2 separate regions of the Homo sapiens genome follow, and region 2 is linked to region 1. Evidence: read pairs that join two places in POLR2A ChIA-PET (ENCODE). Cell type or tissue: Panc1. All regions are shown on one strand. Links, peaks and the distances in the headings refer to the core of each region. The heading gives the core; the rest is flanking DNA. Region 1 has its middle 21 kb from the start of ATP5MC2. Region 2 overlaps ATF7-NPFF (ATF7-NPFF readthrough).

Evidence for each region. Peaks named below come from ENCODE experiments on the same cell type or tissue, not always from the same donor. Only the 100,000 strongest peaks of a DNase experiment are listed, where the experiment ranks them.
Region 2: POLR2A ChIA-PET joins it to region 1 with 5 read pairs; 6 of 35 experiments call an interaction of 5 or more read pairs at or near these places.

The regions. Positions count from the first base shown.
Region 1 is chr12:53,647,349-53,663,797 of GRCh38, forward strand. No RefSeq gene overlaps it. Among named protein-coding and RNA genes, the nearest start is that of ATP5MC2, 21 kb to the right of the region's middle. RefSeq lists a silencer at 1,697-1,991. In Panc1, for the core only: no CTCF peak of the experiment used is centred there; DNase peaks (open chromatin) are centred at 11,793 and 12,019; H3K4me3 peaks cover 1,139 bases; H3K27ac peaks cover 2,500 bases.
Region 2 is chr12:53,576,265-53,592,713 of GRCh38, forward strand. The region is part of intron 2 of ATF7-NPFF (ATF7-NPFF readthrough); the gene reads right to left. All of the region lies in intron 2 of ATF7 (activating transcription factor 7), which reads right to left. It overlaps LOC124902937 (a long non-coding RNA gene), which reads left to right. Exons shown (of 3, transcript XR_007063316.1): 3 at 9,495-9,813. Among named protein-coding and RNA genes, the nearest start is that of ATF7, 42 kb to the right of the region's middle. RefSeq lists a silencer at 1,290-1,369 and an enhancer at 1,870-2,059. In Panc1, for the core only: no CTCF peak of the experiment used is centred there; no DNase peak of the experiment used is centred there.

The sequences.
Region 1 (16,449 bases), core at 10,757-13,256:
CCAATGAATCTGTGCTCATGGAATTCACTAGTTTTAACATATTCCCCACCATCCTGCAATAGCTGGTTTGATAGAATGGTGGAATGACCTTTTGGAAACTCAGTTACAGCTCCAGCTAGGTGGTAATATATAAGTAAGAGCTGGGGCAAGTTTCTCCAGAAGGAGATATGAGTTGAATCAGTGTCCAATATATGATGTTATTTTCTCCATAGACAAGATTCACAGGTCCAGGAGTCAAGGGGTAGAAATGGGAGTGACACCACTCACTGTTACCCCTAGTAACCCCCTAGTATCCCCCTGGCAAAAAAAAAAAATTTTTTTTTTTTTTGACAGAGTCTTGCTCTGTCGCCCAGGCTGGAGTGCAGTGGCATGATCTCGGCTCACTGAAACCTCTGCCTCCTGGGTTCAAGTAATTCTCCCGTCTCAGTCTCCTGAGGAGCTGGGATTACAGGTGGACAACACCATGTCCGACTAATTTTTGTATTTTCAGTAGAGACGGGGTTTCACCATGTTGGCCAGGCTAATCTTGAACTCCTGACCTCAGGTGATCTACCCATCTCAGCCTCTCAAAGTGCTGGGATTATAGGCGTAAGCCACCAAACCCGGCCACCCTAGAAAATTTTGCTTCCAATTCCTGCAACCTTATGGTTTGCTGGCCTAGAGGTCTTACTTCCAAAGGAAAGAATGCTTTTGCTAGGAGACACAACAATGATTCTACTGAAATAGAAGTTAAGACTGCTAGCTGTTCACAGGACACCTGCCACATGGACTCCTCATGCCTCTGAATCAACAGCCAAAGAAGGGAATCACTGTGCTGGTTGGGGTGATTGATCCCAACTACCAAGGCGAAATTGGACTGTTACTGAACATTGAAGTTAAGGAATAGTATATCTAGAATACAGGAGATCTCTTAAAGTGTCTCTTAGTATTACCATGCCTTGTAATTAAGGTCAATGGCAAACTACAACAACCCAATCCAGGAAGGATTACTAATGGTTCAGACCATTCAGGTATGAAGGTTTGGGTCACTCTACCAGGTAAAGAAACATGACCAGCTGAAGTGCTTTCTGAAGTCAAAAGGAATGGGTACTTGAAGAAGGTAGTTATCAATAACAGCTACAACCACGTAACCAGTTACAGAAATGAGGACTGTAATAATGTTATGTGTATTCCTCTTTATTTTGTTATAAATATGCTTGTGTATGTATACACACACTCACACACACACACACACCTCTCTCTCTTTATATATGTATATGTATTATATTAGTCAGGGTTCTCCAGAGGGATAGAACCAATAAGCCATATGTATATATAAAAGAAGTTTATTGGCTGGGCACGGTGGCTCACAACTGTAATCCTAGCACTTTGGGAGGCCAAAGCGGGCAGATCACTTGAGATCAGGAGTTTGAAACCAGCCTGGACAACATGGTGAAACCCCGTGTCTACTAAAAATACAAAAAAGTAGACAGGCGTGGTGGCGGGCGCCTGTAATCCCAGCTACTTGGGAGGCTGAGGCAGGAGAGTTGCTTGAACCTGCGAGGTGGAGGTTGCAGTGAGCTGAGATCTGGGAGGTGGAGGTTGCAGTGAGCCGAGATCGTGCCTCTGCACTCCAGCCTGGGCAACAGAGCTAGACTCTGCCTCAAAAAAAAAACAAAAAAAACAAAAAAAAAGTTTATTAGGGAGAATTGGCTCACATGATCACAAGGCAAAGTCCCACAATGGGCCATCTGCCAGCTGGGGAAAGAGAAGCCGGTAGTGTGGCTCAGTCCAAGTCTGAAAGCCTCAAAACTAGGGAAGCCAACAGTGCAGCCCTCAGTCTGAGGCCAAAGGCCCGAGAGCCCCCGGGAGGCCGCTGGTGCAAGTCCCAGAGTCCAAAGGCCAAATAACCTGCAGTCTGACATCCAAGGGCAGGAGGAGAGGAAGCAAGTGTCCAACATAGGAAGAGAGAGACAGCCAGAAGACTCAGCAAGAGGCTGGGCATGGTGGTTCATGCCTATAATCCCAGCACTTTGGGAGGCTGAGGTGGGTGGATCATTTGAGGTCAGGAGGCTGAGACCAGCCTAGCCAAGATGGTGAAACCCTGTCTCTACTAAAAACATACAAAAATTAGCCGGGTGTGGTGGCATGCACCTGTAGTCTCAGCTACTGCGGAGACTGAGGCAGGAGAATCGGTTGAACCCAGGAGGCGGAGGTTGCAGTGAGCAGAGACTGCACCACTGCACTCCAGCCTGGGCAGTAGGGCAAGACTCTTTCTCAAAAAAAAAAAAAAAAAAAAGACTCAGCAAGCAACCTTATTCCCCCTTCTTCTGCCTGCTTTGTTCTAGCTGCACTGGCAGCTGGTTGGATGGTGTCCACCCATACTGAGGGTGGGTCTTTCTCTCCCAGTCCACTGACTCAAATGTCAGTCTCCTTTGACAACACCAACACATACACATCCAGGAACAATACTTTACCAGGCATCTAGACATCCCTCAATCCAGTCAAGTTGACACCTAATATTAACCATTACATGTATCAGGCAAATATCTTTGTCTTCCTCTTATTCCCTTATGTAACATAAGACACGGTGGCTCACACCTGTAATCCCAGCACTCTGGAGGCCAAGGTGGGAGGATTGCTTGAGGTAAGAAGTATATATATATATAATATATATATTATATAATATATTATATTATATATAATATATTATATAATATATATAATATATTATATTTATAATATATTATATAATATATAATATATTATATTTATAATATATTATATAATATATAATTATATATATTATATATTATATAATATATATAATAATTATATAATTATAATATATATTATATAATATATAATATATAATTATAATATATATATTATATATATAATATAATATATATAATATAATATATAATATATATATATATAGAGAGAGAGAGAGACAGAGAGAGAGAGAGACAGAGAAATTGCATTTGTGCTTTTTCGGTAATATTTAAGAAATCTTTGCCAAACCCAAGTTACTAAAATTTTCTATAGTTTCTTCTAGCAGTTTTACAGCTCTTACATTTATGTGTATAATTCATGTTGACGTTTTGAGACAATTTTTGTACATATTGAGAGATGAACAGCAAGGTGGCTTTATTTTGCATATTGCTCCAGAACCATTTGTTGAAGTTTATCTTTTCCCCTATTTGAATTACCGTGGCACCTTTGCTGAAATTCAATTGATCATACATATGTAAGGTTTTTTTTTTTTTGAGGCAGAGACTTATTCTGTCACCCAGGATGGAGTGTAGTGGCACCACCATAGCTCATTGCAGCTTTGCACTCTGGGCTTAATGATCCTCCTGCCTCAGCATCCCCAGTAGATGATCCTCCTGCCTCAGCCTCCAGAACAGCTGGGACTACAGGTACATACCACCACACCCAGCTTATTTAAAAAGAAATTTTTCCTGGCCGGGTGCAGTGGCTCATGCCTGTAAATCCAGCACTTTTAGAGGCTGAGGCAGGTGGATCACCTGAGATCAGGAGTTTGAAACCAGCCTGGCCAACATGGAGAAACCCTGTCTGTACTAAAAATAAAAACAATTACCTGGGCGTGGTGGCAGGCCCCTGTAATCCCAGATACTCAGGAGGCTGAGGCAGGAGAATCACTTGAACCTGGGAGGCGGAGGTTGCAGTGAGCTGAGATGGCTCCACTGCACTCCAGCCTGAGTGACAGAGTGAAAACTCTGTCTCAAAATAAATAAATAAATAAATAAAATAAAAATTATTTTTGTAGTAATGGGCTCTCACTATGTTGCCCAGGCTGGTCTCAAACTCCTGGCCTCAAGCAATCCTCCTGTCTCAGCCTCCCAAAGTGCTGGGATTATCAGCATGAGCCACCATACCTTATGTAAATCTCTTTTTGGCTCCGCTTTTTTCCATTGGTCTATTTACCTATGTTTACTTCAACACCACACTGCCTCGACTTACGTAACTTTATATGTCTTCAAATCGAGTAGTCAGTCCTCCAACTTTGTTCTTTTTCTTTTTTCTTTTTTTCAAGATGGAGTTTCACTCTTGTTGCCCAAGCTAGAGTGCAGTGGCACAATCTCAGGTCACTGCAACCATTGCCTCCCAGGTTCAAGCGATTCTCCTGCCTCAGCCTCCTGAGTAGCTGGGATTACAGGCACCTGTCACCATGCCTGGCTAATTTTTGTATTTTTAGTAGAGATGGGGTTTCACCCTATTGGCCAGGCTGGTCTCGAACTCCTGACCTCAGGTGATCCACTCGCTTTGGCCTCCCAAAGTGCTGGGATTACAGGCATAAGCCACTGCCCCCGGCCTATTTTGTTCTTTTTCAAAGCTGAAGTTCTGGTTATCCTGGGTTCTTTGCATTTCCATGTACATTTTATAATCAGCTTGTCATTTACTTTTCTTTTCTTTTTTTCTTAGAGATAAGGTCTTGCTATGTTGCCCAGGCTGGACTTGAACCCCAGGGCTTAAGCTATCCTCCTGCCTCAGCCTCAGCCTCCCAAAGTGCTGGAATAACAGGTGTGAGCCACTGTGCCCAGCCTTGTCATATTCTTTTTCTTTTTTTTTTCAGCCTTGTCATATTCTAAAAAAAGAAAATAGCCTGTCTGGATTTTGACTCATTGACTGGGATTGTGTTAAATCTACACACCAATTTGGGGAGAAATCCATTCTAGGCAACGTAGTGAGACCCCATCTCTAGAAAAAAATAGAAAAAATTGCCAGGCATGGTGACACATGCCTGTAGGTCCAGCTACTTGGGGGGATTGAGATGGGAGGATTGCTTGATCCTAGGAGGTCAAGGCTGCAGTAAGCCATGTTTGTGCCACAGCGCTCCAGCCTGGGCAACAGAGTCTCAAAAGAAAAACAAAACAAAAAACAAAAACAATTTGGGGAGACACGACTGTTAACATTATTGAGTCTTCTGAACCATTAACGTGGTATGTCTCTCCATGTATTTAAGGCCTTTAATTTCTCTCTTTAGTTTTCTGTGTACAGGTTTTGCATATCTCTTGTCAAATTCACCCCTATGTACTTCATACTTTTCATGCTATTGTAAATAGTTTTATAAAACTTCAATTTCTGATTGTTTTTGCTAGTATATAAAAATATAATTGATTTTGTTGTTGTGTTTGGAGACAGGATCTCATTTTGCCACGCAGGCTGGAGTGCAGTGGTGCAATCATAGCCTGGACCTCCTGGGCTCTTCCTGCCTCAGCCTCTTGGGTAGCTGAGACCACAGGTATGCACCACCATGCCTAGCTTATAACTGATTTTTATATGTTGATCTTGTATCTTGCAACCTTGCTAAACTCACTTATTAATTCTAGTGGGTTTTTTTTTGTGGACTCCATAGGATTTTCTACATAAATGATCATGTTATCTGTGAAAAAACACTTTAATTTCTTCCTAAAATGTATACTTTTTCTGGGTTTTTTCGTTTGTTTGTTTTTGAGACAGGGTCTCATTCTGTCACCCAGGCTAGGGTGCAGTGGCATAATCACAGCTTAGTGCAGCCTTGACCTCCTGGGTTCAAGCAATCCTCCTACCTCAGCTGCCAAGTAGCTGGGACTACAGGCACACACCACCATACCTGACTAATTAAAACAATTTTTTTTTTTTGGTAGAGATTGGGTCTTGCTGTGGTGTGTAGGCTGGTCTCAAACTCCTGTGCTCAAGTGATCCTCCCACCTCAACCTCCCAAAATGTTGGGATTATAGGCATGAGCTACCATGCCTGGCCTTGTACTTTTAATTTCATTTTCTTTCCTTATTGCACCAACTGATCTCAAGTATAATGCTGAATATAAGTGATAAGAGCAGACATTTCTGTAGCATTTTATTTATTTGTTTATTTGAGACAGAGTCTTGCTCTATTGTCCAGGCTAGAGTACAGTGGCATTATCTTGACTCACTGCAACCTCTGCCTCCGAGGCTCAAGCCATCCTTCCACCTCAGCCTCCTGAGTAGATGAGACTACAGGCTCATGCCACCACACCCAGCTAATTTTTGTGTTTTTTGCAGAGACGGCATTTCACCAAGTTGCCCAGGCTGGTCTTGAACTCTTGGGCTCAAATGATCCACCCGCCTTGGCTTCCCAAACTGCTGGGATTACAGGCATGAGCCACTGAGCCTGGTCCGCATTTTATTTCTTGAAGCAAACAGAAAGAGAGGGCAAATGTGCACAGGCAGTTGATCTGAGGCAAATATGGCCAAAACGTTAATATCTTTTAATCTTGGGGCAGATGCCTAGGTATCTATTACGTTAGTTTCAGTGCTTTTTAAGTGTTTCAAATCATTCATATTTTGTTTTATTTTTAATTCATGTCAAACTTAAAGAAAAGATGCAAGGATAGTACCAAGTAACTCTTTTCCCCTGAACCATTTGCTGGTAAGGTGATGACATGATGCCTTGTCATCTCTATTTTTATGCATGATTCTTACCAAGTAGGTCATCCTCTTAGAAAGCCGCAATACAGCCACCAGAATCAGAAAATTAATATTTGATACATTACTACCATATAATCCTTGGACCTCATTTAAGTTTTTCCAGTTGTCTCCAAAATATCCTTCAGAGCAAAAAGACCCAGCCCAGAATCACATGTTGAATTGAAAGATCCTTGATCTTTCCTTGACTTTTATGACCTTGACACTTTTAAAGATTACAGGCCAGTTCGTTTGTAGAATGTTCCACAATTGGGTGTGTCCAGTATTTCTTCATGTTTAGTTTCAGGTTATGCATTTTTATCAAGAATTACAACAAAAATGGTGTTCTAGTTGCATACTCTAAGGCTACATATAACTTTGATTTGTCTCATTTCCGGTAATGTTGACGTTGATTTCTGGATTATGGCAATGCTTGCCATGCCTCCACTATAAAATTATTCTTTTTCCCTTTGTAATTAATGAGTATTTTATGAGAAAGTACTTCAGGCTATGGAAATATCATATTCCTCATCAAATCACCCACTAGGTTTAGGATTTGTTGATGTTTTGTGGCTTATTTACTAATTTATTTATTTATTTTTGAGACAGAGTTTCACTCTTGTTGCCCGGGCTGGAGTGCAGTGGCGCGATCTCGGCTCACCGCAACCTCCACCTCCCAGGTTCAAGCGATTCTCCTGCCTCAGCCTCCCAAGTAGCTGGGATTACAGGCATGTGCCACCCCGCCCAGCTAATTTTTTGTATTTTTAGTAGAGACAGAGTTTCCCCATGTTGGTCAGGCTGATCTCCAACTCCCGACCTCAGGTGATCTGCCCGATTTGGCTTCCCAAAGTGCTGGGATTACAGGCCTGAGCCACCACGCCCAGCTGGGTTAGTTATTACTATGATGGTTACTAAATAATATGCAGGTATTCTAATTCCATCATTCCTTCTATATTTACTGTCATTTTAGACAGAAAAGTTTTTTCTTCTCATTTATTGTTTATTTCTTTTGGAGTGACTCATGGATTACTATTTTATTCAATGGATTTTAATATTTTACTGTCATGATTTAGTTTGATGTTCAAATTGTTCCAGATTTGGCCAATGGGAGCCCCTTCAAGCTGGCTCCTAAAGCCTTTGATATGTCTCCATCATTCTCTGAGCACTTCCATACCTTCTGGCACAACCAGATATTTCAGGTTCATCTTGTACTTTCCCTCCCCAGCCCTAGAATCAGTCCTTTCTCCAAGGAGCAATGGTTCTTTTAAAAGGAGAATGGTATTTGGAAACCAATACCAGGTGTGATCAATGCTACTGGTGTACTGTGATTCCTTCAGTGAACAGAATTTGTGGAAATGTATATGTGTGTATATATATATATATATAATCAATGTTATTGTGGTGTCACGATTCTCAGTGAACAGAACTGGGGGTAATATATAATTTATATATAAATATATATAATATATAATTCACATATAAATATATATATAATTCATATATAAATATATATATAATTCATATATAAATATATAATTCATATATAAATATATATAATATATAATTCATATATAAATATATATAATATATAATTCATATATAAATATATATAATATATAATTCATATATAAATGTAAATAATATATAATTCATATATAAATGTATATAATATATAATTCATATATATTTCACTTTGGTTATTTCCAATTCTAACCTAATGTTACAGGGTTAATTCTAATTTTTTCCTGTTCTACAGTTGAGACCCTTGTCTGGCAGCAAGAAATCTGGGTTCCTTTATCTTCAATATATTTATTGACATAATCAATCCCCCCTAATATGTAAACAATCTCTATTGCTATAAATGCCTGCCCCTCCCCGCTGCCATGGATGCCTTTCCTTACTCTACTTGAGCTCTACCCACAGAGCCTCTCCCACTGAAGCTGTCCCCATATAGAATCAGAACCTTCTTCATCCTCCTCAGGCTCTAACACCCTGAAATGGGCCACTGTTGCTCCTCATCTCATTGGACTCCTGTATTCCCCACCTAATAACTTTTAGACTGAATTTCTCAGGGAGAAAGGAAGGAAGAAACAGAGGAGGACTGGCAGACAGGCTCATAATTATTATTTTTATTTTTTATTTTGAGACGGAGTCTCATTCTGTCGCCCAGGCTGGAGTCTGGTGACGTTATCTCGGTTCACTGCAACCTCCGCCTCCTGGGTTCAAGCGATTCTCCTGCCTCAGCCTCTCGAGTAGCTGGGATTACAGGCGCCCACCACCATGCCTGGCTAATTTTTGTATTTTTAGTAGAGATGGGTTTTCACCATGTTGGCTAGGCCAGTCTTGAACTCCTGACCTCAGCTGATTTGCCTGCCTTGGCCTCCCGAAGTGGTGGGATTACAGGCGTGAGCCAACATGCTTGGCCTCAAAATTATTTTTTAATTAAGAAAAAAAGTCTCCAATCATTTTGACTGCTGATTGTCATTCATAGGAATATTGCTGGCTATTCCTTTACTTGTGGCAGAAAGGAAATCAGGTTTCATTATTAGACCAGGTGTGGCTAATCTACGTCCATGATAGTATTTCTAATAGCTTACATAGTTACACCAAAAGGAACCATATTTGAGGTTATTAGCTATACACATTTAGGAGACAACAGAATAGCTGTGTCTACAAGAGCAACCAAAGACCAAGTATTATTTCATTTTTGACTAACCTCTGAAGAAGTACATACCTCTAGCTAGATAATATGCTCTAGGTACTTATAGAAAGCCATGCCCGGGCCGGATGTGGTGGCTCATGCCTGTAATCCCAGCACTTTGGGAGGTTGAGGCAGGTGGATCATTCGAGGTCAGAAGTTCAAGACCAGCCTGGCTGACATGGTGAAACCCTGTCTCTACTGAAAATACAAAAAAATTTAGCTGGGCATGGTGGTGCATGCCTGTAATCCCAGCTACTCAGGAGGCTGAGGCAGGAAAATTGCTTGAACCTGGGAGGTGGAGGGTGTGGTGAGCTGAGATAGTGCCATTGTGCTCCAGCCTGGGTGACAGAGAGAGACTCCGTCTCAAAAAAAAAAAAAAAGAAAAAAAGAAAGGCTTTGTTTACCACCACAAGATGTCTGGATTTTATTCAAAGTCTGTTTAGCCGCTGGAAGTCACTAAAAGATATTAAGGAGGGTGATTGATGAAACTCACATGTTAGATAACTCTAGCAGCAATATAGAGTTTGGATTGAAGAAGGAAGATATTGGAAACCAGAAGACATTTTGAATAACTTCCTGATTTTTAGGAGGCAGCACAGTGCAGTGGAAAGAGCATTAAATGGCTTTGGCTTTGGAGTCAGATGGATCCAAGATGGATTCAACCACCTGTTAGGGGTTGAATTGTGTCCCCCTCAAGTACATATGTTGAAGTCCTAACCTCTTGTACTTTGGAATGTGACCTTATTTGGAAATAGGATCATTACAGATGTCATTAGTTAAGATGAGGTCATACTCAGTAGGGGTGGCCCCTAATTCAATATGACTGGTGTCTTTATAAAAAGCAGAGGTTTGAAAGAAAAAAAAAAATGGAGGTCTGGCGCGGTGGCTCATGCCTGTAATCCTAGCACTTTGGGAGGCCGAGGGGGGCGGATCACTTGAGGTCAGGTGTTTGAGACCAGCCTAGCCAACATGGTGAAACCTCATCTCTACTAAAAATTACAAAAATTAGCTTGGCGTGGTGGTGGTGCGTGCTTGTAGTCCCAGCTACTCGGGAGGCTGAGGCATGAGAATTGCTTGAACCTAGGAGGCAGAAGTTGCAGTGAGCCGAGATCACGCCACTGCACTCCAGCCTAGGCGACAGAGCAAAACTCTGTCTCAAAAAAAAAAAAAAAAAAAGTGGAAACTTGGACACAGATACACACACAGGGACAATACCATGTGAAGATGAAAGCATAGACTTACAAGCCAAAAAATGCTAAAGATTGCTAGCAAACCACTAGAAAGCTATGGGAGAAACGTGGAACATATTTTTCCTCACAGCCCTCAGAAGAAACCAACCCCACCAACACCTTTATCTTGAACTTCTAGCCTCCAGAACTGTGAGATAGTAACTTTCTATTGTTTTATTTATTTATTTAGTTAGTTAGTTAGTTACAGAGGCAAGATCTGACTCTGCTACCCAGGCTGGGGTATAGTGGTACAGTCATCGCTTACTGCAGCATAAAACTACTGGGCTCAGGAGATCTTTCTGTCTCAGTCTCTCGAGTAGCTGGGATTACAGGTGCACACAAGCATACCAGCTACTTTTAGTAACTTTCTATTTTTTTTTAAATTTTTTTTTGAGACGGAGTTTCGCTTTTCTTGTCCAGGATGGAGTGCAATGGCACGATCTTGGCTCACTGCAACCTCCATCCCCCGGGTTCAAGCAATTCTCCTGCTTCAGCCTCCTGAGCAGCTGGGATTACAGGCATGTGCCACCACACCCGACTAATTTTGTATTTTTAGTAGAGACGAGATTTCACCATGTTGGTCAGGCTGGTCTCAAACTCCTGACCTCAGGTGATCTGCCTGTCTCGGCCACCCAAAGTGCTGGGATTACAGGGGTGACCAACTGCGCCTGGCAACTTTCTATTGTCAAAGGCACTCCGTTTGTGGTATTTTGTTATAGCAGTCCTTGCAAACTAGTATATCATCTATGTGACCTTGGCCAAATTATTTCATCTTGCTAATCCCTAGTGTCCTAATCTGTAAAGCAGGGGTCATTATATCTACCTCATAGGGTGGCTTTGAGGATTAAATAAAATGGCATTTGTAAAGCACCTGGCATAAGCGGCACTACATAAATATTATCTTGCATTTGTGAGACACTAATGTTATCCAAGAAAAGAAATACATCTCTGGAGATTTTTGAAAAGATTGACTGCAATTGTCAGGGTCGTGTGCAATACCACCTAAAGTCACAGGCTGGATAAGATGATCTCAGAATCCCCTTTTCCTGTTGGGTTCCTTAGACAGGAGCTCTGGCATTGTCTTGCTGTCTGTGAAAATGGTTTTTTTTTTTTTTTGATAGAAAACTGGTACAAGAACCAAAAGCACCCTTAAAGGCAGGAGGACTGAGGCCAATTAAACTAACAACTGTAATGAGGTGGATGTAGGAAGAGAAGGAGGCAAAAGAGGGTCGAGAAGTATAACCCAGATGCCTCAGGCCTCCTGAGTCCCCAGCTCACTTCCTTAGGTAAAAGATTTAGGCTGAGAGTTGTCCTCTCTTCAGCTCTGTAAGGGAAAACCAACAGAGGCCTCACCAGTCTCTGGAACGCCTAGCTCTTTCAGGCAGGGAGTCTTTTGCCAAAGCAAACAATCCCAGCTCTACGATTGTGCTCTGGCTGGGGTAGGAGAGAACAAAGATCCCTTTCTTTGCTTCCCCAACCCTATGGCTCCAGCCAAAGGCACTGTTTACACAATCTTCCCTGGTGAAGAATTTGTTCCTTTTCTCTCTAGGTTGCAGCTGGAAAAGATTGATTCTCTCCTTGCCTATTCGTTTTTCCCATGTCCCTGGGCAGGAAAAGTGTCCAATACCCAAACCTCCCACCTCCAGAGATGTGGGCATACTTAACAGTAACTTCAGGCCCTTTTGTGATGTGACAGAGAACCTTGATTTTAGTGGCAGAAAGCCTATCTGGCCAGGAAAGGGAGGCTGGAAACATCAGGAGCTTGGTTTCTCTACATTCCAATTCCATTTATTCCACTCTCTCATTCCCTAGGCTTTCTCAGGCACATTTCCAAAAGTGAATCAAATAATCAAAATCCATGGCAGATTTGGGCTCCTTCTTTTAAAGCCTGATCAGGTGGGTAGGATGAAAATAGTATTTTCTAGTGGGAGAAGTTATTCTTTAGTCTTTAGTTTATTATTAACTCCAGCAGCACAGATGTCTCCTCCACGCCCCGAAAACAAAAGCAAGAGGGAGAAAAGGAAAGCCCAGAGTGGTAGAGTCTAATTTTAGTACTGGCAGAGAATCCTAGTGTTAAGTTACTTCTGGTAAACTGGTAACTAAGAAACAACAGAGATAAAGATAATTTTCACAATTTAGGTTTCCAAGTAGTTTTAAGACCTAATTTTGCTTATTTCCATGACATCTCAGGGAGGCAGATAAGGTGTTACCCATTTCACACAAGAGAAGGAATTGAAGCACAGGAAGAATTAACCAAAAGCCATTCATGAGTGACTGGAACCCAGGATTCTGGGACTTTCAATCTGGTCAACTTCACAGGGCCAAGCTGCTTTCTGAAAAATTTATGGGTCTTTTGTACTGCACACATTTTCCCTGAGCTACATTTTCTCCCTATCTTAAATCCCTACTGACTATTCTCCTGTTGCTAAGCGAGCTATGGGCTAGCTGTTTGTTACCCTTTGCAGCTATGTTTTGGAAACTTGAAGTCCCTACTCCAGATGTTGGGAGATGGGAGTGGAAAAGCCATGGGGATACAGAGGGGTTACAAGTCTGTTTAGGCTCAGATACCATCCTGACACACACGCGCGTGCACACACACACACATACAGGCTCACCCCAACCACCCCCCAGCAAGATATGCAGAGTTCATTTCTGTAAAAGCAGCCACACAGTTCCTGGAAGGCTGTAATCCACTATGGTTAAAAATATCTATCTTGGGGACAGAGCCGAGCCAACCAAACAGCCTACCCATAAACTCAGAAAATAAGCAGTGGGGTAGAATGAACCCAGTGGTAGGCAAAATGCTACCTATCTGTAAGATAAGAGCAGGGATAGTAATAATAAGAAACACAGATTAAGGCTGGGCGCGGTGGCTCACACCTGTAATCCCACCTCTTTGGGAGGCCGAGGCAGGTGGATCATCTGAGGTCAGGAGTTCGAGACCAGCCTGACCAATATGGTGAAACCCTGTCTCTACTAAAAATACAAAAATTAGCTGGGCATGGTGGCGTGTGTCTATAATCCCAGGTACTCAGGAGGCTGAGACAGGAGAATCGCTTGAACCCAGCAGGCGGAGGTTGCAGTGAGCCGAGTTTGCGCCACTGCACTCTAGCCTGGGTAACAGAATGAGACTCCATCTCAAAATCAACAACAACAACAAAAACCCCAAAAAACAAAAACCAGATCAATCACCTTCACTGAGAAACTTCAGAAATTGTCCAGATTTTGTCTTTCCCTCTCCTCCAATGGTATCCTGACCCCAGGAAGCAGTATAGTATAATGGAAGGAGCTTTGGACAAGGGTTCTTATTCTGTTCTGTCACTTCCTACCTAGATAACCTAGAAAACTAAGTCATGATTCTTTTCTCTTTCATTCTTTTTTTTTTTCTGAGATGGAGTCCCACTCTGTTACCCAGCATGAAGTGCAGTGGCACAATCTTGGCTCACTGCAACCTCTGCCTCCCAGGTTCAAGCGATTCTCCTGTCTCAGCCTCCTGAGTAGCTGGGATTACAGGTGCATGCCACTATACCCAGCTAATTTTTGTATTTTTAGTAGAGATGGGGTGTCACTGTGTTGGCCAGACTGGTCTTGAACTCCTGACCTCAGGTGATCCACCTGACTCGGCCTCGTGAAGTGGTGGGATTACAGGCGCGAGACACCGCGCCCAGCCTTCTTTCATTCTTTTATTTTTTTCTGAGCAGAGTCTTGCTCTGTTGCCCAGGCTGGGGTGCAGTGGTGCAATCTTGGCTCACTGCAACCTCTGCCTCCTGGGTTCAAGTGATTCTCCTGCCTCAGCCTCCTGAGTAGCTGGGATTACAGGTGTGCGTCACCATGCCCAGCTAATTTTTGTATTTTTAGTAGAGACGGGGTTTCACCATGTTGGTCAGGCTGCTCTTGAACTCCTGACCTCGTGATCCACCTGCCTTGGCCTCCCAAAGTGCTGGGATTACAGGTATGAGCTACCACGCCCGGCCTCATTCATTTTTTTTTTAAAAACAGACAAGGTCTTGTGATGTTGCCCAGGCTGGTCTTGAAATCTTGTGCTCGAGAGAACCTTCCGCCTCAGCCTCCCAAGTAGCTGAGATTATAGGTATGTGTCACCCTGTCAGGTCCAAATCATGATTCTTGAATCTGAGTCTTAGTTTTCTCATCTGTTAAAACACCAACAAAACAAAACACCAAAAACCAAAAAACCACACACCTATTTCACATAAACAAAACAGATATACTAAGAGTATGGCATACGTTTAAAAAAAAAAGTTTTTTTTTTTTTGAGACAGAGTTTTGCTCTGTCGCCCAGGCTGGAGTGCAGTGGCATGGTCTTGGCTCACTGCAACCTCTGCCTCCTGGGTTCAAGCGATTCTCCCACCTCAGCCTCCTAAGTAGCTGGGATTACAGGTGCATACCGCCACACCAAGCTCATTTTTGTACTTTTAGTAGAGACAGGGTTTTGCCATGTTAGCCAGGCTGCTCTCAAACTCTTGATGTCAAGTGATCCGCCCAACTTGGCCTCCCAAAGTGCTAGGATTACAGGCGTGACCCACTGCGTCCGGCCAGGGTAGGACATTCTTAAGGGGTCACTTAAAAAATTCTGCCCACCTTAGCACTTCAAAAGATGAGAGAAAATTTCTCTTTGGTGGTTGGGGGAAGCAGCAGGAATAAATTATCTCTAACTAACCATTTACACTAATAAGAGAAGCCAAGCACTTGGGATGAAGAGGACTAACCTCATGCCTGGTATTCTATCCCTGTCTTCTGCCATTTCTAAAGTGGCTACTTTGATTACAATATGCTAATATTCACAGTGCCTTGAGATAAATGCTTAAAAATATATATTTTTTGAGACAGAGTCTTGCTCTGTTGCCCAGGATGGAGTGCAGTGGTGCGATCTCGGCCCACTGCAACCTCTGCCTCTGGGGTTCAAATGATTGTCCTGCCTCAGCCTCCCGAGTAGCTGGGACTACAGGCGTGCGCCACCATGCCTGGTTAATTTTTGCATTTTCAGTAGAGATGGGGTTTCACCATGTTGGCCAGGATGTCTCCATCTCCTGACCTCATGATCCGCCCGCCTCAGCCTCCCAAAGTGCTGAGATTACAGGCATGAGCCACCACGTCCAGCCAAAAATAAATTTTAAGGATGCCTGGGGACAAAAAGATCTTCCTGTGTTTTACTTTTTCCTCATCAAATGGTGAGAACGCCACGATATCCAGGAATGTCTCCTAAGAATACATGTTGGAAAATGCATGCTATTTTGAGATACGGCCCAATAAAGACAAAGTTTTGGCTGGGCACAGTGGCTCACGCCTGTAATCCCAGCACCTTGGGAGGCTGAGGCGGGCAGATCACCTGAGGCCAGGAGTTCAAGACTAGCCAGGCCAACATGGTGAAACCCTCTCTCTAAACATACAAAAAATTAGCTGAGCGTGGTGGCACGTGCCTGTAATCCCAGCTACTCGGGAGGCTGAGGCAGGAGGATCACTTCAACCCAGGAGGTGCAGGTTGCAGTGAGCCAAGATTGTGCCACTCCACTCCAGCCTGGGTAACAGAATGTAACTCTGTCTCAAAACAACAAAAACAACAAAAAAAGACAAAGTTTCACTGCTTAGAACTTGAGGGACCAGGACAGCATTCTCTACTCACTACTGCGATACTACTACCCTTTTTTTTTCTATTCCTGAATTATACATGAATATTCCTTCATCTCATCTGTGTGGAGACACAGAGCTGCCCCAGGTTCCTGGACACCAACTCAAGCCAAATTACCATTGTTCCTGGTCAGCTTTCTCATCCTGATGCCCTTGGAAGGCCTCAAACTATTAAATCCATCTTGAAAGGGAGGCTGGAGCATGGTTCCTCATTACCGTTGTTCAGCATTGAGGTGATTTTCAAAGGGCACCATTTGCTTCTAATTTTAGGATGGCACAAACCTACTGACGCTCCTCCTGTGGTGCTGAAGAAACACAACTGACTCTTGTAAGAAACTGAGAAGAGGGAAGCAGGTCTTGCTGCCTTCAGCATCCTTGGGTTTTCTCTCTAGATGCCTTCTGGCCACTTTTTTTTTGAGATGGAGTTTCTCTCTTGTTGCCC
Region 2 (16,449 bases), core at 7,623-10,122, 74 kb before region 1:
TTAGACGGCACAGCAGTCTAGGACCCCTCCACCAAACCTTCCCTCCCTCTGTTCTTCCCTCTGGCAGCTCTCCCAACCTTCCTTAGTGCTATGGTTTGAACAATGTTGTCCCTTGCAAAATTCATGTTGAAACCTAATCACCAATGTAACATTATTAAGAGAATGTTTAGGATGTGGTTAAGTCATGAGGATGGAGCCTTCATGAATGGCATTAGGTACCCTTATAAAAGGATTTGGCAAAAGATTTGGCATCACTTTACCCTGTCCTCCAACTGCCATGTGAGGACACAGAGCTCCTCTCCTCTGGAGGATGCTATGTCAAGATACCATGTTGGAAGCAGAGAGCAGCCCTTGTGAGATAACCAAATCTGCTGGCACCTTGATCTTGAACTTCCTAGCTTCCACAACTGTGAGAAAATAAATTTCTGTTCTTTATAAAACAAACAAACAAACAAACAAACAAGAAACGCTACAGATAAAAAACACTGTAACAGAAATGAAGAATCCCGACCAGGCACGGTGGCTCATGACTGTAACCCCGGCATTTTGGGAGGCTGAGGTGGGTGAATCACTTGAGGTCAGGAGTTAAAGACCAGCCTGGCCAACATGGTGAAACCCCCGTCTCTACTAAAAATACAAAAGTTAGTCGGGCATGGTTGCGCAAGACTGTAGTCCCAACTACTCAGGAGGCTGAGGCATGAGAATTGCTTAAACCCAGGAGGTGGAGGTTGCAGGGACCTGAGATCGTGCCACTGCAATCCAGCCTGGGTGACCAAGAGAGAATCTGTCTCAAAAAACAAAAAAGAAATGAAGAATGCCTATGATGGGCTCAGTAGTAGACTGGACATAGCTGAGCAAAGAATCTTTGAACTTGAGCTGGGCATGGTTGCATGTGTCTGTAGTTCCGGCTACTTGGGAGGCTGAAATTGGAGGATGACTTGAGCCCACGAGTTTGAGACCAGCCTAGGCAACATAGTGACATAGTAAGACACTGTCTCTAAAAACAAAGAATCTCTGAACTTGAGGATATGACAATAGAAACTTCCAAAACTGGAAAGCTAAGAAAAGAAGAACTAAAAAAAAAATAACAACAACAAAATATCCAAGAACTGTGGGACAAATACAAAAGGTATAATATGTGCATAATAGGAGAAAGAAAGAAACACACACGGCCGGGCGCGGTGGCTCATTCCTGTAATCCCAGCACTTTGGGAGGCCGAGGCGGGTGGATCACGAGGTCAGGAGATCGAGACCATCTTGGCTAACACAGTGAAACCCCGTCTCTACTAAAAATAGAAAAAATTAGCTGGGCGCAGTGGCGGGCGCCTGTAATCCCAGCTACTCGGGAGGCTGAGGCAGAAGAATGGCGTGAACCCGGGAGGCGGAGCTTGCAGTGAGCCGAGATAGCGCCACTGCAGTCCGGCCTGGGAGAAAGAGCGAGACTCCGTCTCTGAAAAAAAAAAAAAAGAAAGAAAGAAAGAAAGAAAGAAACACACACAATATTTGGTATTGCTAAACAATAACTAAAGCGATAACTAAAAATGTCCCCCCAAATCAATGTCAGACACCACACCATAAGAACAATAAGCAGGCTAAATGACAAACAAACAAACAAACAAAAAACTACACCTAGATATATCATATCCAAACTTCAGAAAATCAAAGAGAAAGAGAAACATCTTGAAAGAAGGCAGAGGGAAAATCACCTTACCTACAGAGGAGCAAAAACAAGAATTACATCTAACCTCTCAGAAACCATGCAAGCAGAGAGTACAGTCAAAGAGAGAAAACCCTATCAGCCTAGAATTCTGTATCCTGCACAATTCTTCAGAAGAAAGGCCACATGTGGTGTGGCTCACGTCTATAATCCCAGCACGGCAGATGGATTGCTTGTGTCCAGGAGTTTGAGACTAGCCTGGGCAACACAGTGAGATCTCATCTCAATGAAAAATAAACAAAATTAGCCAAGTGTCCTGGCGTGTACCTATAGTCCTAGCTATTTGGGAGGCTGAGGTGGGAGGATCGCTTAAGCCCAGGAGGTTGAGGTGAGCTGAGATCACACCACTGCACTCTAGCCTGGGCAACACAGTGAGATCTTCTCTCAAAAAAAAAAAAAAAAAAAAGTGAAGGAAAAATAAAGACTTTCTCAAGCAAACCAAAATACGGAGAAATTGTTGCCCACAGACTTGCCTTGCCAGAAATCTTAAAAGAAGTTCTTTAGAGAGAAGGAAAATGAGCTAGGCACGGTGGCTCATGCCTGTAATCCCAACACTCTGGGAGGCTGAGGCGGGAGGACTGCTTTAGCCCGGGAGTTTGAGATCAGCCTGGGCAATATCAGCAGACCCTATTTCTAACAAAAATAAAAATAAATTAGCTGGGCATGGTGGTGCTTATCTGCTGTTCCAGCTACTCCAGTGGCTGAGATGGGAGGATTGCTGGAGCCAGGGATGTTGAGGCTGTAGTGAGCTACAACCTTGCCACTGCACCCCAGCCTACGTGACACAGTGAGATGCTGTCTCAAAAAAAAAAAAAAAAAAAATATCTGGGATTCGAATCAGCCCTCTCCAGCTCCAAGCACACTGGGATCCTTGCCGTTGGAGGTTGCTGTTGGCTTCTGCCCGTGCTGTGTATTGAGATCTGCAACCAAGCATGGGAGCTTACGAAGGCACCTGGTGGTTTCTAGGTAGGAAAACAGTGTGGATGCCAGATGTGGTGCCTCACACACAACAGCACTTTGGGAGCCTGAGGCAGGCAGATCACCTGAGGTCAGGAATTCGAGACCAGCCTGGCCAACAGAGAGAAACCCTGTCTCTACTAAAAAAATACAAAAAAAATTAGTCAGGCATGGTGGTACCTGTAGTCCCTGCTACTTGGGAGGCTGAGGCACAAGAATCACTTGAACCTGGGAGGCAGAGGTTACAGTGAGCTGAGATGGTGCCGCTGCACTCCAGCCTGGGAGACAGAGCAAGACTCCATCTTAAAAAAAAGGGCCGGGTGCAGTGGCTCACGCCTGCAATCCCAGCACTTTGGGAGGCCAAGGCGGGCAGTTCACAAGGTCAGGAGTTCAAGACCAGCCTGGCCAAAATAGTGAAATGCCATCAAAATAGTGAAATGCCATCTCTACTAAAAATACAAAAATTAGCCGGGCATGGTGGTATACACCTGTAATCCCAGCTACTCAGGAGGCTGAAGCAGGAGAATTGCTTGAACCCAGGAGGCAGAGGCTGCTGTGAGCTGAGATCGTGCCACTGCACTCCACCCTGGGAGACAGTGCGAAACTCCGTCTCAAAAAAAAAAAAAAAAAAGCGTGGAGTGTGCGTAATTGTGTTTGAGGAAGAGATGGTCACTGTCTCTATGGTAGTGTCTTTAGGGAACTATCTGTGCCTGGATCCTGGGGAATTATGACAAAGCAGTCTGCAGGTTTGGCATGAACTCTGAACTTTCTCCCTCTGCAGGATCTTCAATAGAAAGGTCCTGTCCTGAGGAAACACTCAGAGGCACTTCTCTTGCTTGTGAAGCCTGCCAGCATGTATGTTTTGGTCAGCACTGAGATGCACATGACAAATTGTGCGCAATGCCTCAGCACAGCCCAACGGGGTTTTTTCTGTTTACACTTGACTAGCCTTGGACAGTAGGAGGAAACCTTAAATATTTCCTTCTACTCTCACAAACCCTTTATCTTTTTTTTTGAGACGGAGTCTCACTCTGTCGGCCAGGCTGGAGTGGCACGATCTCAGTTCACTGCCACCTCCACCTCCTAGGTTCAAGCGATCCTCCTGCCTCAGCCTCTTGAGTAGTTGAGACTACAAGCGCACACTGCCACACCTGGCTAATTTTTGTATTTTTAGTAGAGACGAGGTTTCACCATGTTGGCCAAGCTGGTCTCAAACTCCTGACCTCAGGTGATCCACCTGCCTTGGCCTCCCAAAGTGCTGGAATTACAGGCGTGAGCTACCACACCCGGCCTCACAAACCTTTTATCTAATAAAACAAAATTACTGCCAAAAAAAAAAAAGAGACAATGTCAGAGTCAATCAAAAAACAAGACCTAACTGTATGTTGTATATGAGAAAACCCCTTTAATACAAATAAACATATAGATTAAAAGTAAAAAGATAGGCCGGGTGCGGTGGCTCACGCCTGTAATCCCAGCACTTTGGGAGGCCAAGGCGGGTAGATCACAAGGTCAGGAGATCGAGACCATCCTGGCTAACACAGTGAAACCCCATCTCTACTAAAAATACAAAAAATTAGCTGGGCGTGGTGGCGGGTGCCTGTAGTCCCAGCTACTCAGAAGGCTGAGGCAGGAGAATGGTGTGAACCCGGGAGGTGGAGCTTGCAGTGAGCGGAGATCACGCCACTGAACTCTAGCCTGGGTGACAGAGCGAGACTCCATCTCAAAAAAAAAAAAAAAAAAAAAGTAAAAAGATAAAGATATACCCTAATCCAAAAAAGGTGAGAATAGCTATATTAATTTTAGAAAGAAAGATATCAGGAATAAAGACGAGCATTGCATAATGATAAAATGGTCAATACTCCAAGATGACATACAAATTCTTAATGCAGGCCAGGCATGGTGGCTCACACCTGTAACCCCAGCACTTTGGGAGGCCAAGGTGGGTGGATCACTTGAGGTCAGGAGTTCGAGACCAGCCTGGTCAACATGGTGAAACCCTGTCTCTACTAAAAATACAAAAATTAGCCAGGCATGGTAGCATGCACCTGTAATCCCAGCTACTCAGGAGGCTGAGGCAGGAGAACCATTTGAACCTGGGAGGTAGAGCTTGCAGTGAGCCAAGATTGTGCCACTGCACTCCAGCCTGGGCGACAGAGCAAGATTCCATCTCAAAAAAAAAAATAAATAAAAAATAAAAATAAAAATAATTAATGTGTATGTAGCTAACAACAGAGCATCAAAATATGTGAAGGAAAAACTGACAGAACTGCAAAGAGACAGATAGATGAACCTGCTCTTATATTAACAGTTGGAGACTTTAACACCCCTCTATCAGAAATGGACGTATCCAGCAGGCAGAAAATCAGTAAGGACACAGTTGAACTCAACAGCACCATCAATCAACTGGACATAATTAACATCTATAGATTAATTCATCCAACAACAGATTATACATTCTTCTTAGCTCACATGGAACATTTACCAAGACTGACCACATTCTGGGCCATATAACACACCTTAACAAGTTTAAAAGAAATCACACAATGTCTGCCCTCAAACTGCAATGGAATTAAAGTAGAAATCAGTGACAGAAAGATAGCTGGAAAATATGAAAGGACTTAGATTAAATAACATACTTCTAAATAATACATGAAGCAAAAAAGAAATCTCCAGAGAAATTAAAAAGTATTTTGAACTACATGAAAATGCAACTTATAAAAATTTGTAGGATGCAGCAGAAACAGTGATTAGTGGGAAACTGATAGCAGTGAATAAACATACTAGAAAAGAAAAAGATCTAAAATCAATAATCTAAGCTTCCACCTTAGAAAACTAGGGGGAAAAAGAGCAAATTAAATCCAAAGCAAGCAGAAGAAAAGAAATAATAAAAATTAGTGTAGGTCAGGGGTGGTGCCCCATGCCTATAATCCCGGCACTTTGGGAGGCTAAAGCAGGAGGATTGCTTGAAGCCAGGAGTTTGAGACCAGCCTGGTCAACACTGCAAGACCATGTCTCTATAAAAAATAAAAAAATTAGCCGGGTATGGTGGTGCTCAGGAGGCTGAGGCGGGAAAATCATTTGAACTGAGGAGTCGGAGGCTATAGTGAGCTAAGATCACATCACTGCACTCTAGCCTGGGCAACAAAGTGACACCCTGTCAAATGAATGAATGAACAAAAAAAGAGTGGCCAACATGGTGAAACCCCATCTCTACTAAATACAAAAAGAAATAAAAAAATTAGCTGAGCATGGTGGCGCGCGCCTGTAATCCCAGCTACTCAGGAGGCTGAGGCAGGAGAATCTCTTGAACCTGGGAGGTGTAGGTTGCAGTGAGCCGAGATCATGCCACTACACTCCAGCCTGGCGACATAGCAAGACTCTGTCTAAAAAAAAAAAAAAAAAACCTACTATAGGCCTGGCATAGTGCCTCATGCCTGTAATCCCAGCACTATGGGAGGCCAAAGTGGGAGGATTGCTTGAGACTAGGAGTTTGAGACCAGCCTGGGGAACATAACGTGACCCTGTTTCTACCAACACCCCCCGCCCCAAAAAGAAAAAAAACCTACTAGAAAGCTACAGTAGCAAACATAGTGTGGTACTAGAAAAAGAATAGACACATAAATTACTATATATATTTTATTTATTTATTTATTTTGAGACGGAGTCTCGTTCTGTCGCCCAGGCTGGAGTGCAGTGGCGAGACCTTGGTTCACTGCAAGCTCCGCCTCCTGGGTTGACGCCATTCTCCTGCCTCAGCCTCCGGAGTAGCTGGGACTACAAGTCCCCGCCACCACGCCCGGCTAATTTTTTGTATTAGCCGGGATTAGTAGAGACGGGATTTCACCATGTTGGCCAGGATGGTCTCATCTCCTGACCTCGTGATCCGCCCACCTCGGCCTCCCAAAGTGCTGGGATTACAGGCGTGAGCCACCGCACCTGGCCATCAATTACTATATTTATGTGAATAAACAGAGGGTCCAGAAATAGACCCACATAAATATAGTCACTGATCTTTGACAAAGAAGCAAAGGCAATACAATGAAGCAAAGATAATCTTTTCAACAAATGGTGCTGGAACAACTGGACATCCACATGCAAAAAAATGAATCTAGACACATGCTTTATAGCCTTCACAAAACTTAAAATGGATCACAGACCTAAATGTAAAATACAAAACTATAAAATTTCTAGAAGATAATATAGGGGAACACCTACACCAGGGGCCACACAGCAGGGGGTGAGCAGCAGGCAAGTGAGTGAAGCTTCATCTGTATTTACAGCCACTCCCCATCACTTGCATTACAGCCAGAACTCTGCCTTCTGTCAGATCAGTCGCAGCATTAGATTCTCAAAGGAGTCCCAACCCTACTGTGAACTGTGTATGTGAGGGATCTAGGTTGTATGCCCCTTATGAGAATCTAATGCCTGATGATCTGTCACTATCTCCCATCACCCCCAGATGGGACCATCTAGTTGCAGGAAAACAAGCTCAGGGCTCCCACTGATTCTACATTATGGTGAGTTGTATAATTATTTCACTATTATATTATAATTTAATAATACTATAAATAAAGTACACAATAAATGTAATTTGCTTGAATCCCCCCCACCCCCAGTCCATGAAAAAAATTCTTCCAGGAAACCAGTCCCTGGTGTCAAAAAGGTGGGGGACCACTGACCTAGATGACTTTTGTATGGCGATGACTTTTTAAATACAACACCAAAGTCATGATCCATGAACTAAGTAATTGATAAGCTGGACTGTGCTAAAATTAGAAATATCTGCTCTGTGAAAGACAATGTCAAGAAAATGTAAAGACAAGCTACAGAATGGGAGAGAATGTAAAAGATACACCTGATAAAGGACTGTCATACAAAATACACAAAGAACTCTTAAAACTGAACAGTAAGAAAATGAACAACCTGATTAAAAAATGGGCAACGGACTTTAGTCAGACACTTCACCAAAGAAAAATACAGATGGCAAATAAGCATGCTCAACATCATGCCATCAGGGAAATACAAATACAGATAATTGTTATTAGTATTATTTTTTGAGACAGACTCTCACTCTGTCACCCAGGCTGGAGTACAGTGGCGTGATCTTGGCTCACTGCAACCTCCGCCTCCCAAGTTCAAGCGATTCTCCTGGCTTCAGCCTCCTGAGTAGCTGGGACTACAGGCACTTGCCACCACGCCCAGCTAATTTTTGTATTTTTAGGAGAGACGGGGGTTTCATCATATTGGCCAGGCTCTTCTCGAACTCCTGACCTCAGGTGATCCACCCGCCTTGGCCTTCCAAAATGCAGGGATTACAGGTGTGAGCCACCCGGCAGGCATTAAATTGTTGTTTAATGCAAATTAAAACAACAAAATCCATTACACACCTATTAGAGTGGCCAAAATCCAAAACACTGACAACATTAAATGTTGATAAGGATGTGGAGCAACAAGAACTCTCATTCATTTTTGGTGGGAATGCTAAATAATATAGCCACTTTGGAAGACAGTTTGACAGTTTCTTACAAAACTAAACATAGTCTTACCATAAACATAGTATTACCATATGATCCAGTGATCACACTCATTGATATTTACCCAAATGAACAGAAAACTTATGTCCACACAAAAGCCTGCACATGGATATTTATATAGCAGCTTTCTTTACTCATAATTGCCAAATCTCGGAAGCAATGAAGATGTCCTTCAGCAGGTGAATGGATAAATTGTGGTACATTCAGACAATGGAATATTACTCAGCACTAAAAAGAAATAAGGTATCAAGCCATGAAAAGATAAGGAAGAAACTTAAATGCATATTACTAAATGAAAGAAGCTAGTATGAAACGGCCTTATATTGTATGATTCCAACTAAACAACATTCTGTAGACGGCAAAACTACGGAGACAGTAGTTTTGGCAAGATCAGTGCTTGCCAGCGGTCAGTGGGAAGTGAGGGATGAACAGGCAGAGCACAGAGGATATTTAGGACAGTGAAACTATTCTGTATGATACTACAATGGTGGATACGTGTCATTTTATATATTGATTTGACAGGAGTTCACTCTGTTGCCCAGGCTGGTGTGCAGTGGCACAATCATGGCTCACTGCAGCCTTGACCTCCCGGGCTCAAGCAGTCCTCCCACCTCAGCCTCCTGAATAGCTGGGACTACAGGTGCACATTACCACACCTGGCTAATTTTTAATTTTTTTTTTGTAAGGATGGGGTCTCACTATGTTGCCTAGGCTGGTCTTGAACTCCTGGGCTCCAGCAATCCTCCTGCCTCGGCTTCCCAAAGTGTTGAGATTACAGGCATGAACCACTGTGCCCGGCCTCATTATATATTTGTTAAAACCTACAGAATTTGTAATACCAAGAGTGAATTCTAATATAAACTATGGACTTGGGTGATAATATGTCAATGCAGGTTCATTGAATGTAACAAATTAGCATTGTGGTTCAGTATGTTGACAGTGGGGGAGGCTAGTGTGTGTGAGGACAGGAGGTATATGAGAATCCTCTGCACTTTTCACTCAATTTTGCTGTGAATCTAAAACTGCTCTAAAAAAAATAGTTTCTTAATTTAAAAAAAAGCAAAGGAAGAGCATAAATGAAAAAAGAAAAGACTGAAAACCACTAAGTAAATGTGAATAGCTTCTTGCATATTCATTCTCATACAGTGCTCAGAAAAGACAGAAAACCAAAGCATAGCAGAAAGTCCAGCTTCCAAGCAGGAACTGGTGTCTCCTTGACAGAGCTTCAATCCAATTATGCCCCAGACACTGATTTTTCTATCACTACCTCCCCTTTGTTTCAGAGACAGTATCCATGACCTTCTGTTCATGCGGTGGAGGAAGAAATTGCTTCCCAGAAAGGCTTAGCCCACTCCATTCTACTAGATAAAGGAAAAACAAAAAGCCACTCCACTCTGACAAGCCGATTACTGTCTATGGAGAAGCAAAATGCCTCCCTTAGGACTATGGGAATAGCCAACAAGGTACAGTATGTTCAAACCTTTAACCATGACTCTGCCAAGAGCAGCTATGTATGTGAATACAATCTCCTCATCTGGGCAGTCAAATATGCATAACTGAAAGTACAAACCTCCATAAGGTCCTGTCTAGTTATAGTTTCAAATGCACAGAAAGTGAAAGAAGGCTGAAATAAAGTCTCCCCTATCCACTATTGCAATTATCTAGGTAAAGCCTAGAAGGAAAGAACAGGAAAGACTGAAGAGGGAAAGTTAAAGTGTTGAATATAATATGATATTTTATAAAACATACACAGACATCTAGACCCCTGAAATTTTTAGACTACTTTTATTGTTCCCTCACAATACGTACAACCTAAGGAGACTACAGTCTCCGTTAGTCCTAAAAAATACCTGAAACTGAAGTAAAATGACAAATGTCTGAAGTTATGAACATAATGTAATTTAAAAAATTAATGTGCATAGATTGCCACCATGTAAAAAAAAAAAAAGATGTTCACTGAAGTGACAGATGTCTATAATACTATTTACCCATTCTAGTATTATACAAACTCCAGGTATGTACTACAACTGAGATCTTTAAAACTATCTGAACACCTCTTTTCACTTGATTCAAATAACTATGCCAATGTAAGATTTGTTATTGTCAGTGAGCTTGAGAACAGAGACATAAAATGGAGGTAATCAAAGCTTAGCATTAAAATGTAGTCTTCATCCATCCTATTAAACTGTCACTGTCTCTCTGATAACTTCTCAGGAGCCAAGCTTTTAGCTCAGTTCTACAGGCTGCTGCCCTGAACCACTTTTTCTTTGCATTTACTTTTTTATAGGAACTCCTGTCATCACTCTCTCACACACACACAAATACACACACACACGCACACACGTGCACGCTCACACACAACTAACTGGTCTATCAGAGGCACCCAGCAAAATAAACAAATGAGATCTTTGGATATCACGAGTGATCATTTTGGTCAGTTACAACCTTACCCAGTGAGGCAGTCTCAGTTCTGAAGCCAAGAACTTGACTTCGTGGTAAGAGGTGGAAAAGACAAGACTCTAGTCAGGTATTTCCTGCAGCTGAATGCACAGTTAATTTCACATGGTTCACAGATATACAATGAATCATCAGAATCAAGAAGGAAAATGTGCTGGGCACGGTGGCTCACGCCTCTAATCCCAACACTTTGGGAGGCTGAGGAGGGCGGATCACTTGAAGTCAAGAGTTTGAGACCAGCCTGGCCAACATGGTGAAAACCCATCTCTACTGAAAATACAAAAATTAGCTGGGCTTGGTGGTGCACATCTGTAGTCCCAGCTACTTGGGAGGCTGAGGCAGGAGAATCACTTGAACCTGGGAAGTGGAGGCTGCAGTTAGCCGAGTTTGTGCCACTATAGTCCAGCCTGGGTGACAGAGCGAAATTCCGCATCAAAAAAAAAAAAAAAAAGAAGGAAAACGTGACGCACGCCTGTAATCCCAGCACTTTGAGAGGCTGAGATGGGCGGATCACTTGGATCACTTGAGGTCAGGTGTTCAAGACCAGCTTGGCCAATATGGTGAAACCCCATCTCTACCAAAAAAATACTAAAACTAGCTGGTTCACACCTGTAGTCTCAGCTGTTTGGGAGGCTGAGGCACGACAATCGCCTGAACGTGGGAGGCAGAGGTTGCAGTGAGTGAGCTGAGATCGCACCACTGTACTCCAGTGCACTCCAGCCTGAGTGATAGAGCGATCAAAAAAAAAAAAAGGAAAATGGGAAAATGTATGTTTTAAGCAACTTTCCAGTTAAAGACATTCAGACAACATATACAAAGAATCCCTTTACTGTAAATATCAACTATTAGATTCTCTGGTCTCTTTTGATCCTCTATGTATACTTCTACATATATATATATATATATATATATTTTTTTTTTTTTTTCTTTTTGACACGAAGTCTTGCTCTGTCACCCAGGCTGGAGTGCAATGGCACGATCTAAGCTCACTGCAACCTCTGCCTCCCAGGTTCAAGCAATTCTCCTGCCTAAGCCTCCTCCTTAGTAGCTGGAATTATAGGCACCTGCCACCACCCCCAGCTAATTTTTGTAGTTTTAGTAGAGACAGGGTTTCACCATGTTGGCCAGGATGGTCTCGAACTCCTGACCTCAGGTGATTCGCTGGCCTCAGCCTCCCAATGTGCTGGGATTTCAGGCATGAGCCACTGCGCCCGGCCACTTCTACATATTTTTATCACTTAAATTATTTCATGTAAATATTTCCATGAATCTACATAGCCATATATTTTCACTTGTGATGATAAATGAAATTTCCATTGCATTAACACAGCACAGTTTCTAAGACAAAAGGAAAAAGCAGATGTGTAGAGGTGCTATGAAGTCAAAGAAGGACAGGATGTGAGACCTGAGTGGAGAATTGTATTATTCAACAGGCGAGATCCTCTATGTAGCCATATGCCAAAAATGTCAGAGAATAAGCAAGTTAGCAATCACTGAGCAGATTATACATCTCATTATAGTGTTGTTCTAATCATACCCTAATTCCACCTTAGTCATATTTCCTCTTACCAATAAGTATGGCAGCCACCAGAACAAAAGCCCCAATTACTACATGGCACTAGTCAAAGCAAGATACCCATCCTTTGTATGTGGGAGCTTATGGGCATAAAACTAAGGCGAGAAAGAAGAAAATATGGATCAGGAAGTAACCTAGCCTAGAATGCACAAAGATGACACCCACAATGCTTCTCTGGGCCTATTAGTAGAGGATGCTGAAGCCTTGATTTTAGGTCCCAGGTTTCTTGTTCTGTCTACGTTTCTGGTTGGCCAAAAATTAATTTTCTTTCCTCTTTAGAATCATGTCCTTGCTGCAAAATGATGGTGGTTTACCTCAGAGAGTAGACACATTTCAGCATCATTACCAGGCAGATAAAAAACATTGTAGACTAGGGCTGAGGCAGTTGCAGAAAGATTTCTTCATTTTCATAAGAATTTACACCTTTTTTTTTTGTTTGCTTTGTTTTTTGCTCAGGCAGAGCTCAGCTACAGATTTAGCTCTCTCTGGTATGGCAGCTAGATATATAGATCAGTAATAAACTATACAAAAGACTTAGCTGACTGATTTGGACCATTTACCAAAAAAACACTACTTACTCATTTTTTTCTAGGCTAGATGTGGATACTGATGTGCGTATGGAAAATAATAAGGAAGCAATTTAGCAGAGTGGTTAAGAGAGCTGGTATGGAGTCTAACCATCTGGGTTTATGTTACAACTCCATCACAAAATACTGAGTAACCCTGTACAAGTTAGTTCTCTGAGCCTTAGTTTTCTCACTGGTAATTCTCCCTCAGAGGTTGCTAGGATTAAATAAAATATCCCTGTAAAGTACTTTGGCAGAGTACATGATAAAAGCTCAGTGAGCTATAATTATTGCTGCTGTTGCTGCTGTGTTATCAATGAAATCAAACAATTTTCATTGTATTTTATTCTCTCCCTTCCCTGTATGCTTTCTGGATGGAAAGATCATTTTCCTGTACCTTATATAAACACATTTCCTCTAAATTGTATATACATGTATGCATACATGACCTGTTAATATGCACTAATTGATGTTAACCCTGACCACCATGCTAAGAACTTTCCCTAGGCTAGTGTTCACTTTACCACAGAGTCAGTTCAGTCTGACAAGTTAGGAAAGTAGTACTGAGCCAAGACTGGGAGATTCTCATATTTAGTCAAATCGAGAGGGTAAAGAGACAATATCTCTATGAAAGAAGATCCTACTCCGTACCAACGAGCTAGAATTCTAAGCAGACAGGAACCATGAGTCCTAGAACTACAGAAATCAGTATTTCTCCTTCCCCCATATTTTATCAATCTAAATTTTCCAGAGTAGGGAAAGGAAGAAATGGTTCTTTCTTTCTAAATTAAGTTGGTTCCAGTGTTTATCTGGGCTATTCTTAACACTTACACTTCTCAAGTAGTTTCTTTTTTTATTTTTATTTTTATTTTTTGGTAGAGTCAGGGTCTCGCTTTGTTGCCCAGGCTGATCTCGAACCCCTGGCTTCAAGCAATCCTCCTGCCTTGGCCTCCCAAGGTGCTGGGATTATAGGCATGAGCTTCTAGTAAAAGAAGCTGAGATAGCCCAAAATAAAATGCAAAAGTAAATCTGCTTATCTTGCACATCCTCATAAACTTCAATATCTCCTTTGCTCAGGGACCATTCTACCTAAGCCAGTCCACATCTGTGATCCCCTAACCCCAAATAAAAACGTCCATTTCTTTATGTAGCCAATATCACAGTCGTCATTAAACCAATTCATACTAAAGTGTGAATGACAGCCCCCACAGAGTTCTCCATAGTTTTCCAAGAACTTAGTAATTTACATGAATCTTTAATTAGTATAGAAGTACAAGAGTTTATTTCTGGATGAGGAATCTTTGCACTAATGTTCTTCAATCATATATAAGGCTGCCCATGGGAAGAAGGGAGAGAATGAGACTTTATTGTCCTCAACCTAATCAAAGGAAAAGAGATCAAATGCTCTACTTCCTCTTGCTTTTGCTCAACCCTAATACCTTGATTCCCCAGATACAGCCCATTCAGTGTTCATCTTGTCCTTGCTCCTAACACCTAGAACCAATAAAACTGTCACTAGGCAAGCTAATTCCTATAACATCAGAGAGACTCCCAACAGAGAAGAAGAAAGGCTGGGCCACCTAAATCTCCCTGGATAAATGCTTGGAGTTTTAGATAGAACTTGGAGCTGTGGAGTCTCCCACGTCTAATTTCCTCTCCCCATTTTTTTCCAGCAATTTCCAATCACATGCTTATCTACTCACAACTTTAAAAAATCAGAGGGCTATATGATTCCTACTACATGACATTCTAGAAAAAGTGAAACTACAGAGACAGTACAAAGATCAGTGGTTACCGGGGGTTCAGAAGGGTGGGATGAATAGGTGGAGATTTTTATGGCAGTGAGACTATTCCATATGGTATTGTTATAGTAGATACATATTATTATACATTTGCGAAACCCCACAGAATGTATAGGCAGTGAACACTAATGAAAATTATGGCCTTTAGTTAATAATAATGTATTAATATTTGGTTCAACAATTGTAACAAATATAGCACACTGATGCAAGATGTTAACAATAAAGGAAATTGTGAGTAGGGGTGGAGTGAGGAGGTATACGGGAACTCTACTCTGCACTCAATTTTTCTATACGCTTACTGCTGCTCTAAAAAATAAAGTCTATTAATTTTTTTAAATAGAGGAAACACTGGCGAATAATCCCCACCAGTACCACGGCTAATAAGAGCCAAGATAAGCTGTATAAAAAGGACATAAAAATGTAAAAAATTAGACTGTAGGGCTTGATCTCAAACAGTAACTAAAGGACAATAACTAAAGACAGGAAAGAAGCTTGAGGAAGTGAAGGAAAGACAACCTCATAGTGGCATTTTATAGTGACTAGTGTGCAAACAACTAAAACAAATTTATTTCCCTCACAGAAAGAGAACAGAAGCCAAGACACTTAAAAGGGACACTGAGTTTCTCAGCAGAAAAATCACCACCATTAAGCCTCTGGCATACTTACGAGTATCACCCTGATGCCTCTCCCTGTGGCTAAGGAATCAGAGCTTGTCATTGTAACCAAATCAGCAACCTGTGCTGGTGCCAATCTTTATAGTGGATTGAGCTATTTTTCAGGAAAAGCAAGGGATAATTGCCCAGTATCAAAAGAAGATCTGACCCTTGGGAGGAGAAAGGAGGTGTTCCTTTTGCCACAGGATGATTCTCTCTGGAATAACATAAATGGCTCTTTGAGAGACCATGTCTTTGATAAGCAGCGGTGCAACTCTGACAGCCAATCTGCTGAATGTCGAACAGAGCACTCAGCTTTCTACAATGACTCAAAGGACACAGCAAGGCTGCAGATTTATTCTGCTGACTTTCCCCGCACAGCCACTCAAGTTTTTCAAAGGCAAAAAGGAACAACTCTTTCCTTTCAATCCAGGGAATTGCAAATTCCACTGGGATTTAAAGACAGAGCTATGTTTGCTCAAAATCTGACATCGCTGATGTGAACAACAAGATTTAAAAGCTTGGAATGATGGCTGGCAATTTTAGCAGTTAGAGCAGAAGTTGGTTCGGCACTTCAATCTGCCAGCAGAATCAGCAGTCACACAGGGCACATGGTGTGCCAGACTGGGAATGAGCTAATTTCACAAAATTCATTCTCATTCTCTTTGTACTTTCACATGACAATTGCAAACAGTCCACATTCTTACCAAAGCACAAATACAAAGGTAGCATATTTCACTGCACAAAGAAATTTCGAAGTAAAAACACAAAGGCACTGTTACAAAGAGATAAACCTCAAAGCTTCTATCTTTTCTCCATGATGCTTTCCTTCTTGAAATCCTATCCTTAACATGATAATTTTGAGACAAAACTTTAAAAAGCAACATCTCCCTACAATAAACTATTAAAACTATTTCTTCTTCACAATTTGTATGTCAATTCTTCAAGATGAGATTTTGAAACAGAAAACCATTCTACACATTCTACCTCAAAAGTAACATCCACATGCTACGATTTAAAGGACAAGCTCTCTGTGGTTAAATAGATTCAACCCCCAACAGACAAAAGAAAACTAGGCTTGACAGTTAAGATACCCAATTTCTGTTTAAAACATGTGTTGTTATCTTATGATAGCAAACAAAGAAAAAAAACCCTCAAATTTGGGGGTGATGAGTTCTATTGTG